Linked DNA regions of Homo sapiens: all the other regions are linked to region 1. A link is a contact called in ENCODE Hi-C or POLR2A ChIA-PET data. All regions are on one chromosome and are shown on one strand. The core of a region is the stretch at or near the end of the contact, and the rest is flanking DNA. Distances in the headings are between cores, read along the strand shown.

What was found. A loop is a pair of places that touch in the nucleus more often than their neighbours do. ChIA-PET counts read pairs that join two places held with the same protein, here RNA polymerase II (POLR2A). Pooled maps may share reads with other maps.
Region 2: a pooled map shows a loop between it and region 1 (4-fold over the local background). The contact joins two enhancer-like sites. A Hi-C loop is called at or near these places in 5 of 50 pooled maps. POLR2A ChIA-PET finds 5 or more read pairs at or near these places in 4 of 52 experiments (IMR-90, PC-9, activated B cell and 1 more).
Region 3: a loop to region 1 is called in a pooled map, with 2.2 times the contacts of the local background. The contact joins two enhancer-like sites. A Hi-C loop is called at or near these places in 1 of 50 pooled maps. POLR2A ChIA-PET finds 5 or more read pairs at or near these places in 3 of 52 experiments (OCI-LY7, PC-9 and activated B cell).

What each region holds. Positions count from the first base shown.
Region 1 is chr13:50,103,970-50,108,517 of GRCh38, reverse strand. The region is part of intron 1 of DLEU2 (deleted in lymphocytic leukemia 2); the gene reads left to right. All of the region lies in intron 2 of DLEU1 (deleted in lymphocytic leukemia 1), which reads right to left. Among named protein-coding and RNA genes, the nearest start is that of DLEU2, 19 kb to the left of the region's middle. Within about 2 kb of position 1,842, at least 3 of the 41 ENCODE cell types and tissues checked have a DNase peak (open chromatin) inside an H3K27ac peak, as active enhancers do.
Region 2 is chr13:50,365,194-50,369,752 of GRCh38, reverse strand. All of the region lies in intron 2 of DLEU1 (deleted in lymphocytic leukemia 1), which reads right to left. Among named protein-coding and RNA genes, the nearest start is that of DLEU1-AS1, 160 kb to the left of the region's middle. RefSeq lists a silencer at 2,626-2,920. Within about 2 kb of position 2,777, at least 16 of the 41 ENCODE cell types and tissues checked have a DNase peak (open chromatin) inside an H3K27ac peak, as active enhancers do.
Region 3 is chr13:50,384,701-50,388,940 of GRCh38, reverse strand. All of the region lies in intron 2 of DLEU1 (deleted in lymphocytic leukemia 1), which reads right to left. Among named protein-coding and RNA genes, the nearest start is that of DLEU1-AS1, 140 kb to the left of the region's middle. Within about 2 kb of position 1,705, at least 15 of the 41 ENCODE cell types and tissues checked have a DNase peak (open chromatin) inside an H3K27ac peak, as active enhancers do.

The DNA of each region.
Region 1 (4,548 bases), core at 593-3,092:
AACATGTTAAAACCCTATCTCTATAAAAATACAAAAAAAAAATTAGCTGGGCATGGTGGTGCGTGCCTGTAGTCCCCGCTACTAGGGAGGCAGAGGCAGTAGAATCGCTTGAGCTCCGAAGGCGGAGGTTGCAGTGAGCTGAGATTGCACCACTGCACTCCAGCCTGGCTACAGAGGGAGACTCCCTCTCAAAAAAAAAAAATATATATATATATATTTCTACCATTAGCTCTGGACATTGTAGTCATAGATGGGAGAATGTTTAGTGAAAAAAGGAAACTTTTGAAGTGATATAATCCAACTCTCATTTTACAGATGAGAAACATGAAGCGCAGATATGTTAAATTAAATATCTTTACTGCTCAGAGCACTTTTTTTTTTTTTTTTTTGGAGAAAGGGAGGGGCTTCTAATACTATTATGGCCTACTGCCTGCCTGTAGATAAAAGGTAATAGGAAGACTATGTAGCCATCACTATTGGACAAACCCAAGAAAGATATCTTATTTTGATCATAAGTATATATTTTCCCCTCAAGATTCTTGTTGGAGGATCCATTCCACCTTTATCTATTACCACAGACACAAAAGGGAAGTTCCTTTACACAAATCAATAATCATCCACAATAAAACCCATGAGAGAAGCTGGAGTTAGTTGGCAAAGCCACAGCATTTTACCACTCCTGGGAGGAACATTTACCTATATCCATATGTATGCATACCTGTAGCCTCTCAGTTGTGCTTCAGAAAAATCCCAGTTGCATACATTACAGTGTGTGACCACTGGAGTTGTGTATCACAGGGACACTTCATATATGTTTTATAGATCAAATTAATGACGGCAGGCTAATTGCCATAATAGATCATCCCCAAAATATATAGTGGCTCAAAGTTGTTCTTGCAAAACAAGTTTACTTTACTATTTCTTTAGTAGTTTCCAAGGTCTTACTGTACCTAAGCATTTAGGACCTAACTTCCAAGGTTTCCTTGGAGGGGTCAGTCTGTTGGGAGTTTTTTAGGGACAGGAGCTTAAAGTAGTTGATTTCTTTAGTTGACTTAAAGAGCTTAAAGTAGTTGACATCCATTCTCATTCCACTAGCTAGAGCTTAGTCATATGCCCACATCTAACTGCAAGAGAGGCTAGGAAATGAAATTTATCTGTACGGCCATGAAGTGAGAACATGGATTTTGATGTCTAGCTGGCTGTCATTGCTTACTTGAGTGCCCCCCTCCCTCCCAAATTCCTAAGTGGTTACCAAAAAATAAATTAGCTGACACAATTATGCTTCAAATAGAAAAAGTTAATAGTGAAACAAAGGGACTTTTATTTAAGAATTAACCTCTATCGTTTACCTCCTTTAGGCAGAATTGTTAATTTTGCATACCAATAGTCAACTGGCAACTGAAATCTCAAAATGAGGAAAAAGCAAATTTTTACAAGCATTACCTTTACATACATATTTAGATGGAGTTTGGCTTGGTTTTCTTATTCCATTACTAGTCAAATTCACAACTCAGACTTATAGCTCCTTACTTGTTTTAGGGGCTACCCTATTATTAAATGATGTTTGAAAAATACTCAACTTTTTACAACAAAGATAGCAGTTCCACAAATGAAAACAGCAGTAAGTTAGGTCTGTTTGTTTCCTTTGGATAAGTTGTTATAATCCTCAAACTGTACTCAACTATTCAGTTTTTCATAGAAGCACTGCATGGTTGCACTTCTGAAATCAAAAACAGGAAGTATGCCATATAAATGTCAGTAAAACTAAAACTCAGTTCTATGGTTTGATGTTTCTCTTCCTGCTGTATTTTCATATTATGTATGATTTTATGTGTACTTAGAATGACTGCGTAAAGGCAAACACTAATCTTACCTGATTTGTTTTCTTTGACAGCCTAACACAGTTTTAGGTTGGGTATGGGGGGCATGGAGGAAACCTGTGAAATAACCTAATATTGTAACTTTCATGGAGGGAAAGGAAAGGGCCAAGAAACTGCTGTTAATTTGGCATTGTTAGAAATTGCTTTTATGTATAGGCTGCCCAACTTTATTATTGCCAGAATACAGTATAGATAAAGAGGGCAGAGTCTTTTAACTATTTAAAAATCTACTACAGAAAAAAACTGTTACACTTTGTCTTATTTTGACACCTAAGCAATTCTTGAATGTGTTCCACTACCTTAATTCCTTCATGAGACAATTAAGGAGTGGCCTAAATACTGTGAAAATCCAGGATATCCCTGCTTGTTCTCTGTGAAGAAGTAGGAGTCTTCTTATAGTTAATTAATATTTCCAATATAACACCATTCCACAGAAATTTCTATAGAAATTCCAAGAAAATATTTAAACTGACCAGTCCAGAAGTTTTACGTTACTTCAAATATTTCTGGAGAAATGTTACGAACACATAGGTGTCTCTGTAACTTTAAAATGTTTTTCTTTAGGAAACTGTTTCTCTTTAGTTTGTACTTAAATTGAACACTGAAGGAACAATTTACAGTCACATACTATAGGAGTGAAGTAACAAAAAATAGAGCCTGTCTAAACTCCCTTGAAAGACCACACTGACCCAGAAAATATGGCTTAAAAGACAAAAAGGTACCCCGATTGTTTACTGTCTTTTTTTTTTGCAGCATATGAGGCACTGTTGAGTGGCACATACAATATATATAACATTTGAGGCATTATCTTTTGATTGAAAATACAGAAGAGATATGGGTGTATGTGAGAAGTAACATAAATAAGGGTAGGTTAATGAAGTGCAAACTATACATAATTGCTAAAGGGATGTGGAAAATCAAGTGATTTAAATCTAGATTGATATTGGGTAGAAGTCTGCTGGAATAGGCAAATCTTTTTTTTTTTTTTTTGGAGACGGAGTTTTGCTCTTTTGCCCAGGCTGGAGTGAAGTGGCGTGATCTCAGCTCACTGCAACCTCTGCCCCCCTGGGCTCAAGTGATTCTCCTGCCTCAGTCTCCCAAGTAGCTGGGATTACAGGCGCCTGCCACCACGCCCGGCTAATTTTTGTACTTTTAGTAGAGATGGGGTTTCGCTATGTTGAGACTGGTCTCAAACTCCTGACCTCAGGTGATCCACCTGTCTCAGTCTCCCAAAGTGCTGGGATTACAGGCGTGAGTCACTGCGCCCAGCCAGCAAATCTTATGTAGAATTTTTAAGGAGTGGTGAATTTGGATTGCCAGAGAGAAAAGATAACCATTCATTCATTCATCAAAGATTTATTGAGTGCTTACTGTGTGCCAGGCACTGTTCTAAAGACACAGCAGCAAACAAAACTGTTATAGAACAGGATAAGGCAGGTCATCTCCCAGATACGACACTTTGATAGGAACACAAAATACAAATAGGAGAGTAGAAAGAGATGAAATACAAAGAGAAAGAGCTGATATTGGGCTTATATTAATATTGAAAGGCCTTACATGCTAGATATTCTAAATGGGAGAAACATGCTGGAAAGATACTTGGCATGAATGAACTTATGTCCCTATGTTCAGAACAGACTGCTTTCCCTTCTCTGTTGGTTGGCTCTTCTAGCCTCCTAGGAACTTTTATAATCACCAGTATGATCCAATATAAATACTGCACATATGAAGGTTCCCAGTTGAGGAGTTTGGAAGCAAAAAGGGAAAGAATGGCTGGCAAAGGCTTCAATCTTCTGTCTCCTTTTATCTTCCCAATGGCTAGTAGAAAATACTATCATCAATCTCTTCCTTGCAACAATCTCCCATTTGATATTTGTCTGCATTGTGACTCAATTCCTGAAGGTTCTGTTCTTCATTCCTTTCTGGTAGAATCACTGAAAAGAAAGGAGATTACATTTACATTTGCTTTCTAGTCAATCAGGTTTTTCTTATTCGCCCAGCAACACTTCTCTACAGAGAGTTTGATGAAAAGTATTTTATGTTTTATATAGGCTAGTGGAGACATGGGTATGGCAGGATGGGAGGGTAGGGAAAATATCAAGAGGCTATAGTCTTGATATATAGTACTCTTGATATAGTACAAGCTTGATATTTAATAGCTTGAATTAAATGGGCAATTTTAAAAATGAAAAGAAACATATCTGCAGTGCCTTACAAAGAAGTAACTATAAGAAGTAACAAGTTTAGTGATCATTTACCTATAGGGAAGAAATAAAATAAGGAAATGAACCTAAGATTGTAAACTTAAAGGTCCAAAAACTTGTGTTGTCACCAACAACAGCCAAGAAATTTGGAAGAAATACCTTGAAGGAAAAAAATAATGTCAGATCTAAGTGGGATATTACTAGAAGACAGAGGAGAAGCTTTCTTGATAAGCTATCTGGCCTGTTGATGTACATATGAAAGTCATCATCATACAGAAATTGAGTCCAGGCGCAGTGGCTCATGCCTGTAATCCCAGCACTTTGGGAGGTCTTGAGCTCAGGAGTTCGAGACCAGCCTGGGCAACATGGCAAGACCCCATCAATACAAAAAATTTTAAAAAGTTAGCCAGGCATGGTGACACACCCTTGTAGTCCCAGCTACTCTGGAGGCTTAGGCGGGAGGA
Region 2 (4,559 bases), core at 1,528-4,027, 260 kb before region 1:
CACCTATCTTGAAGGGTGTTGTCAAAGCCCAATAAGATGAGAGATGTAAAGCTCCCTGCCCACTGTGTCTGATACAGGACTCTCTTGCACATTTCCTTCCTTCCACACTGATTCTCTTGAACAGCACATTAAGCTGACTTGGAAAAAGACTATCAGTAATCAAGTTTGGTTAGAGAGAAGTCATTGTCTTTTTTGGTTAAGTTTCATTTGATCACCTCTTGATTTGTGAATCTAAGAGAAATCCCATCGACCCACAACCTCCTACACTGCCTTTTTTCTTCTTCGTAGCACATATCATTACTTGAAAGTATATGCAATGTCTATTATTTTTATCTGTTTATCCATTTTCTCTACCGGAACACAAGCTTCAGGTAGGAAAGGTCTTTGTTTTTCTTGACTACTGCCACATCTACAAGGCCCAGAACAATGCCTGCAACATAAAAAGTCTCAAGAAATATTTGTTAAATGAAGAATTCATTTAAACAGTTACTAATCACCTGTACAGGTATAGGCACTATGCTTACTACTGGGCATCCTATATAAATAAAATACAATTCCTGCCCTCAAGGATCTCACAGTTTAATTAAAAGATGATTATAAACAAATTATTAAATATAGTTTGAGATGCACAGTAAAGGAGCAGGTAAAAAATTATACAAAGAAAAAAGGTATTAAGTCTATCTGGAGGATGTTGTCAAAGAAGGCTTTCATAGGAAAGTGTCCCTTATGAATATTTTGAAGATTAACTAGGGTTGTTTCAGTAGGAAAAGAAGGAAAGGGCATTGTCAATTTAAGTGATAGTTAAGGTCACAAAGACAAGACACATAAGGCTTTATTGTGGAAACAACAAGTAATTTTGTGTAACTAGATATAAAGCTAAAGGGACAGTGTGATGCAACAGGAGCCCAGAGCCCAGAGGGGGCATAAATCATGGAGGCTTATTCAAGCATCATGCTTAGACTTGATGCTATAGATGATCAGAGCCACCAAAAGGCAACACACAAATAGATATTTATTTTAAGGAATCTATATGGCCCTGGTATGGCTGGAGGCCAGTTGGGAACCCCAGAGCTTCCTGGAGGACACCCACCATGGGGATTGGACCAAGCATTCCATTTTCATTCTCTGGGGGCTACAATGGGCTGCTAGACTGGCAGCTGGGTGCTGGACTCAAATTTGAGTCTTCTCATCTTCAAACTCTTCATCTTCTCAAACTGAAACAGCAAATTCTGAGAGTCTGAATCTCTGTTCTGACACTTTAAAGAACACTTTTTCAGGGTCCTAGTCACTGGGGTTTTAGAGCGGCTGCTTGAGTTAGGGTAGTTATATAGAATGTGGAATAAATAGCCATTGGACCTTTGGCTTTAACATTACACATTTCAAATTCTGTTTTATCTATAGAACTAACCTGGCCTATACTTGTGTTGACCCACTAGTAAAAAAGAGAATGTCTATTAAGCTTGGGCCAATTTATACTCTTTGAATGAATGTGTTCTGTATGGTGGGAGGAGAAAGATTTGGCCATACATTGCTACATCCCATGTTGCCTATGGACAAGAGTGTTCCTGACTGTATTCCTTTCCTAGGGCTACCATAACAAAGCACCATACATTGAGCAGCTTAAAACAGAATCATATTCTCTCACAATTCTGGAGGCTAGAGGTGTAAAATTGAGGTGTCAGCAGGGACATGTTCCCCCCTAAACCTGCGGGTGAGTGTCCTTCCTTGCTGCTCTCCTAGCTACTGGTGATTCACTGGCAATTTCTGGCATTCTTTGGCTTGTAACTGCATTAATGCCAGTCTCTGCCTTAGTTGTCACGTGGCATTCTCCTCATGTGTCTCTGTCTTCACAAAGCCACCTTCTTATAAAGACACCAGTCATATTGGGTTAGGGGCTACTCTGGTCTGAATGTTTGTGTCCCCTCAAAACTCATATGTTGAAATCCTAACCTCCAAGTTGATGGTATTAGGAGGTGGTGACTTTTGAGAAGCCATGAGGGAGGAGCCCTCATGAATGGGATTAGAACCTTTATAAAAGAGACCCCGTAGAGCTAGTTTGCCCCTTCCCCTATGTGAGGACACAGTCAGAAGGCACCATCAGTGGACCAGGAAATGGGCCCTCACTAGACACTGAATCTGCTGGTATCTTGATCTCAGACTTCCCAGCCTCCAGAACTATGAAAAATAAATATCTGTTGTTTATAAGCCATCTAGTTTATGGTATTTTGTTATAGCAGCTCAAACAGGCTAAGACATGAGCCCACTCTGCTGTGAGGGAGAACCTGTCCCAGGTCTCTCTCCTGGCTTCTGGTGGTTGGCTGGCAATCTTTGGCATCCCTTGGATTGGAGTTACATCTCCCCACCTCTGTCTTTATGTTCAAGACGTTCTCCCTGTGTACAAATTTCCCCTTCCTATAAAGGCACCAGTTATCTTGGTTTGGGACCCACCCTACTCCAGTACGACTTCATCTAAACTAATTGTATCTACAACGACCTTATTGCCAAATAACGTCACATTCTGAGGAAATGGGGATTAGGACTTCTACACATCTTTTGAGGGGAAGATATCACTCAACCTATAGCGATACCTCTTCTTTTGGCTGTTCAGTTGCAGTATTTAATCCAGTGCGATGAATGTGACAGTAAGTGTCCCAATGTGAATTAAGTCACCAGGCCAGCTCTGCCTACAAAAGCGCATAGTAGCACCATGGTTAGTTACCTCACACCAACACACCAAACAGCTTCACTTTCAAGATGACTGGAGAAGAGGTTGAGTGGGGTTTCATCAAACTTGTGGTCATTCTGACTAAAAGCTGGAATGGGAACTTTTCATTGTCACTTAAGACATAATGGCATTGTTGAACTTTAATGGCACAGCAAATAGAATATCAGTTTATGGGGCACACTCAGGTGCTTCTGTGCTGTCATCTCATTTGAGGCTTTTCAAAGGACAGTGGTGCTTTTAATCACAGCAACACTATATAATAATTAGTAATGACAATATGTACTTTGAGTTGCCCTAGAGGGCCACAGAATCTCAGGCTGCCACCCCTGCAATTAGATTAACAGCTGGCAAAAAGCCAAATTAGGGAGAGAGGGGAGAGATCTACTATCAAATTCAATAGGCGTTTGTTTTGAATTAAGCATTCAACCTCCTGGTGGGGAAATCTGCTCTGATTGTACCCTGCCATTTATATACGTAAAATACGTTAAAAGAAAAATACATATTCTGTACCCTGTTAGCCATTAACAGTTTTCAGAGTTCTTTCTCATTAGGCTATTTCTAATGGGACCCATGAGACTCAAGTTCATGATTGAGGGAGCTGCCCCTATGCCAGAGAAGGTCCCTGAGAACAACCAGGAAGACACAGTTTGTATGCCCCTTATTTATTTTATTTCATTCAAGCAAACAGTTGGCAAGAGCAGACATTTCCTATTGCCTGGGCACTGTTTAATCACTGTTTAAATATTTGCCATCCTGTCTTTGTTTTGGTTAGAATTGCTGAGTTAATGTAATACAGATTTGTACCCTCTGCTGAGTGAAATATAGATTTCGTCTTCTGAACTAGGGCTATGTTCACTGGAAATAGTTTTCTCACTCCCCACCCCCACTGCTTGTCTTTCATTTTATGCATTATATTAATCCTTTTCATAGCTTCTCAAATGCCTACAGGTTACCGACAAATTGCCCCCAGGCAGTTTCAACACTTTCGGTTTCAGCAAACCTGGCCTTATGTGTGACTCATTGTGAAATTTTAAGGACTCTTAAGTCAATCTCTGAGTACCAACTTAGAAAAATATCCGTCCTAGGCAAGAACCTCATCATCTGATGGACATTCTGAGGTTAAGGTAAAATGAGTTTCTGGCCTCAGGCCAGTTTCTGACCGGCAGCGGGTTTGTACCAAGGACCCCTTCTGTTAACGAAACTCTGCAAGGTGGAGCTGGATCCGGGTTAACTTGGCTTCTGTGTAACCTGATTTCCCCCAGGCCTCACAGCCTGGGTATACTTAAACAGTCACCTTAACAGTCATAACTCAGATTTCACTGCCTCTCACTCCCACCTGTTGATAGAGAGCCTATGGCTCCATATTTTACAGAATTTTTATAAAAGTGCATTTCAATTTTAACAGACTCTCAATGTCACACTTCACAAATCGAATGGGATCTGAACAGGAAAGAACTATGAGTATGTGGCAGCATTCTCACTCTTTCTCCTCCTCTCTGATAACCATGATTCAGTTCTCTAGCAAGGCTGTCATTTCCGGCTCCTTCTCCCCTCAGAACAAGCACCCTCTCACTCCCACACTCCTCAGTCCTCAGCAGTAGGTTCTTCTGCAAGAACTTGCAGACTGGCCAGATGGTCAGCTCTCAATCCCAATTGGACTCTACCTTAGGACTCCAGCAGACCTGAAATAGCTGCTCACTTCTCTGGAAAAAAACTTTGTTGAAATTAAAAGGTCTGAGGCCTCTTATTCCAATAATTGCAGACTAGGTAATTACTACCAAACCATCTACAAAAGCAAACTAGAAAAACTGGATAAAATATTAAAAATATGTTC
Region 3 (4,240 bases), core at 456-2,955, 280 kb before region 1:
ACAGCAAAGATTCATCTTATTATAATATGGCATGTAAATATTAAAAGAAAAATGTCTTTAAATCCTTCTGGACACATATTAAAGCTTCCCAATTGGGAATTTACAAAGAAATAGCCTTAAGAGTATCCAACATTGCTCCCATTTCCATTTCAATAAAAGACTCCAGAAGTTGCTGGTCCTCTAAATAAGCCTTGTCATTTCCTTAAGTAAACTTTCCATACCACTGGGTATAAAATGTAACAGAAAGCTATGTGCTCAATTTATTTTATAGTTTCTTACTTATTGTTTTCCATTTCCTGTTTCAAAGCTGTAAACGTTCCTTAAACTGCAGCTAAAATTACTATTGCCATTGAATTACCTAATTTCTTAGTGTAGAGTCTGGATTGGAGGGCACTCCACCCCCAGTGGGCTACAAGCGGCATGTTGCTAAGCAAGGGCTGTGCAGTTCACTCTTGCACGTGGTTCTGACTTTGCCATTTGATGCAGGTGGGTTCTTTCTGCAAATTGCTCATTAGAAAATCTGGATCCAGATTTTAACCATGGAAGTTATTCTAGAAATATTTAAGGACTGATTGATCCACCAGAAATGGGAACATTTTTACCATATTTGGTCATCGTTCACAGGGAGACCAGAGTTCTCCCTTGTAAAGGCTTTCAACCTATTAAATATTTTATCTCCAAATTCCAGTGAGTCTTTGGAAAAACCTCCAATCTATCCTTCCCCCTTCAGTCAAGGCCAGGATCATGGAGCCCTGCCCTCTAAGATTGACCCATGGAAAGCTCAGGGAAGCGTACTCCTCAGACATCAGTGTCCAGGCACAAGCAAGGCCTTCTGGGGACATCATTCCGTGGAGCTGGGTGCAAGGCCAATGTCTAATCTATTCCAAGAATCAGAACCTAGTTAATGTCTCTCACACACTCCTCTAGAAATGACCATAAAGTTAATGCCATAATCAAATATTTGGGTTTTTTGTTTATTGGTTTGTTTTGTGCCTCCTTCATAATCAATCTCTATTCTGAAAAATGAGAAGTAAACTGCAGCTGTTGGGATTTTCTGCAGATGGTCTCGAGATGGACAGCAAGGTCCCCAACATAAGACTCTATACACTTATGATAATTTTTGTCAGCCATAAACAGATATAATCTCAACCACAATGACTTTAGGCATCCCAAGGCTTCAATCAAATAAGTTTAGATGTCCAAGTATTCAATTTTTATTTAAAATATCACCAGAACTTCAGTGACTCTGAAAACCAATCTTTCATTTTTCCTTAATGGTACCACTGGCTGATCAGACAGACAGGACTCCTGATATTCTAAGTATAAAGGTTATTAAACTGTTAGGCAAACTGTCTTCAGCGAAAAACAGGTTTCAGTTTTCAGTAACCCAAAATAGCATACCACCGTGGCCACTGTGATCTTAGGTAGATCCACCACCGGTGAGGGAATCACTAAAAAAAATGGAAGCTACAGAGTAGTGTTGCCTCAAGCCCTGTGAGCCACCAAGCCTTGATGCCAGAAAGTCTGGATATCATGCAAAGTAGCTGGAAAGCAGGCTACCTGTTGCATGGTGGTGAACTGACGGCATCATCAGGCATTCTGCCCTCCCCACCACAATCTAAATATCAGCAGATGAAATAAACTCGGCGCCAGTGCTGAAGTGGCTCCAACTGTCTCCATCATCAGACACACCCCCTGGCCCTGGCCACTGGGAGGTGCCCCAGAGACAGCAGGTGGGGCTTCTGCTCTCTAAATACAGGAGGCCCTTTCAGCTTCTGCTCTAAGCTCCTTTTAAACCACCACTGGAGATTGGAAAAATCAAAACTTCACAGCAGTGATAAGAGCACTGAAAAGAAGCAGATTTCCTGAGTCTTGAAAGGAAGGGGAATTGGAAGATAATATTTTTCTCACTGCTGTGCCTGTGTTTTCTTAGGCCCAGCTAAATCCAAGGCGGTCTCTCCCAGGCCTAGGCTCTCCGGAGGACTGCGCGCAGGCAGCTGCCGAGGGAACAAGGGAACTTGCTGCCCAAAATGTGTAGCTGCGAGTCCAAGAAAAGGACACAAAATCCTCAGGAAGAAGGTGTGTAATATTTTTGTTGAATCAAATCGTGATTGTGTAAGGGGAAAAAAGACACACATAAAAGGCTATTTAGCGTTTGGCAAAAAGGGGGAAAAAAGAGCTTTCTGTGTTCAGTACAAACTCACTTCAAGGGAGCTGTAGATCAAATTACCAGCCTGTGACATGTGGAGATTGGCTGAGCAGCGGGCTGACAGTAACTCAAATTCCAAAGCTTCTGGACTGTTCCCGAGCCCATAAACTACACAGAAAATGATCCTGTTTGCTGAATTATTTTCAGTTGCAACAGCTGCTGTAACAACTCAGAGAATTTTAATATGTATATACAGGGCTGATGAGTAACCACTTCAAATATTCTGCAATGGGGTCTCATCTTCCCTTTCAATCCTTTTAGGTGGAGGTGCTAGAGCTGCTGTGAGGGGCCCAGAAAAATGAATGGGCATGGGTGCATGTTCAGGGGTTCACACAAGGAGTAGAATTAGAACTGGAATTCTGAGGGGAAGATCCACAGGAGGAAAAGAAATGTATCTTTTCACAATAAACATATACGTATGCATGACTTTTATAATTCAAAAAGTGAATTTTTTAAAAAATCTGGATAAACCCCATATATCATCATGATTAAGAAAGTATCCAATAAAAAAGGTTCGGAAATTAATTTGAATTTAACAAGTGAGTTTGCAATTTAATTTACTAAGAGGTGAGTATATGAGTGGCATTACAGAGTCTACAGACAAGGTTTGGTTGGCACCTGTGTTTATGGACCTCTTGTAATAAATCAAGGGAACATGGGGATGAGGCCCAGGCTGTACTGGAGCAGGGATTGCAATTGCCAGACAGTCCAGGTAAGGACTTATTTATTCATTTGGGCTGGCACAGGGCTTTAAAGCATTGGAATCTGAATGTCTTTAAGTGGGAATGCACCCTTCATTGTGACAGCAACCACCACACGTCTTTATTCTACATCCTGGATTTGCACATCCACATGCATGGTCCCTAAGGCATTTGAGTTTCCAACACCTGCTGTCCAACCCCATCACTTCCATTTCTGATCAGGAAGTCAAACGTCAGGATATCAGTGAGTGAGAAAGGAGAAAACTGTGTTGGAAAGTAAATGAAACAAATTAACAGAATAACAAAATTGATAAGCACCATTCTAGCAGTATATCAGTTTGTTGGGGCTGCCCTTAACAAAGTATCACAACTGGGTGACTTAAACAACAGAAATGTATTTTCTTGCAATTCTGGAGGCTGGAAGTCCAAGATCAAGGTGTTGACTGGCAGGGTTGGTTTCCTCTGAGCCTGTGTCCTTGACTTACAGATGATTGACTTCTCTGCATGTCTTCACATGGTCTTTCCTTTATGCATGCATATCTGTGTCCTAATCTCCTCTTCCTGTAAGGACTTCAGTCATATTGGATTAGGGCCCACCCATATGACCCCCTTTTCCCTTCATTACCTTTTTAAAGGCCCTATCTCTAAATATAGTCACATTTTGAGGTATTGGGGGATAGGACTTCAACGTACAAATGGTCAGTAGGTTACTATTCAAAGAAGAAAAAGTTGTCTATACTCTCTCTCTCTCTATATATATATATAAATATATAATCAATATTGGCCCACAAAAACATTCCCCCTACAAAACCTTCTTTAGCCAAACCAACCCATAATTAATCATAATACAGAGATTCACAAACTCTTCCATTTATACTCCTGGGAGTCTTAGAGGATGTCTCAAAACAGCCTTCAATAAGCATAAAATTCCTTTGGCATCTCCCTTTTGCAGGCTATTCCAAAATATACCCATGTTTATTTTAATATAAAAGTAACTTCCCTCAAGTCTACTCACACTTTAGGAAATTGCACTATGTTCTGCTTGTGGCTTTGTGTTCTTTTTGACAAACCATATCTAGGCCTAGGGGTAACCACTAAGCCCCATTCCCCTCTCTGCAGCAGGGGTGGAGAGAGGGGATCTCCTGTTGTCTTCCTGCCTCAGAGCCACACCTGTCCTGGGCCATTAGAAATTTCTCCTGCAGATCTCCTGCCATTGCACTTGGTATTTCTGTTATTGTTGTTGTTTTCATGAGAATTTCAATGGCAAGATGGAAAAGGGCAAATCTCTCCATTTTAGATTATCACGTAATTTATGAGAGGACTATGAGTT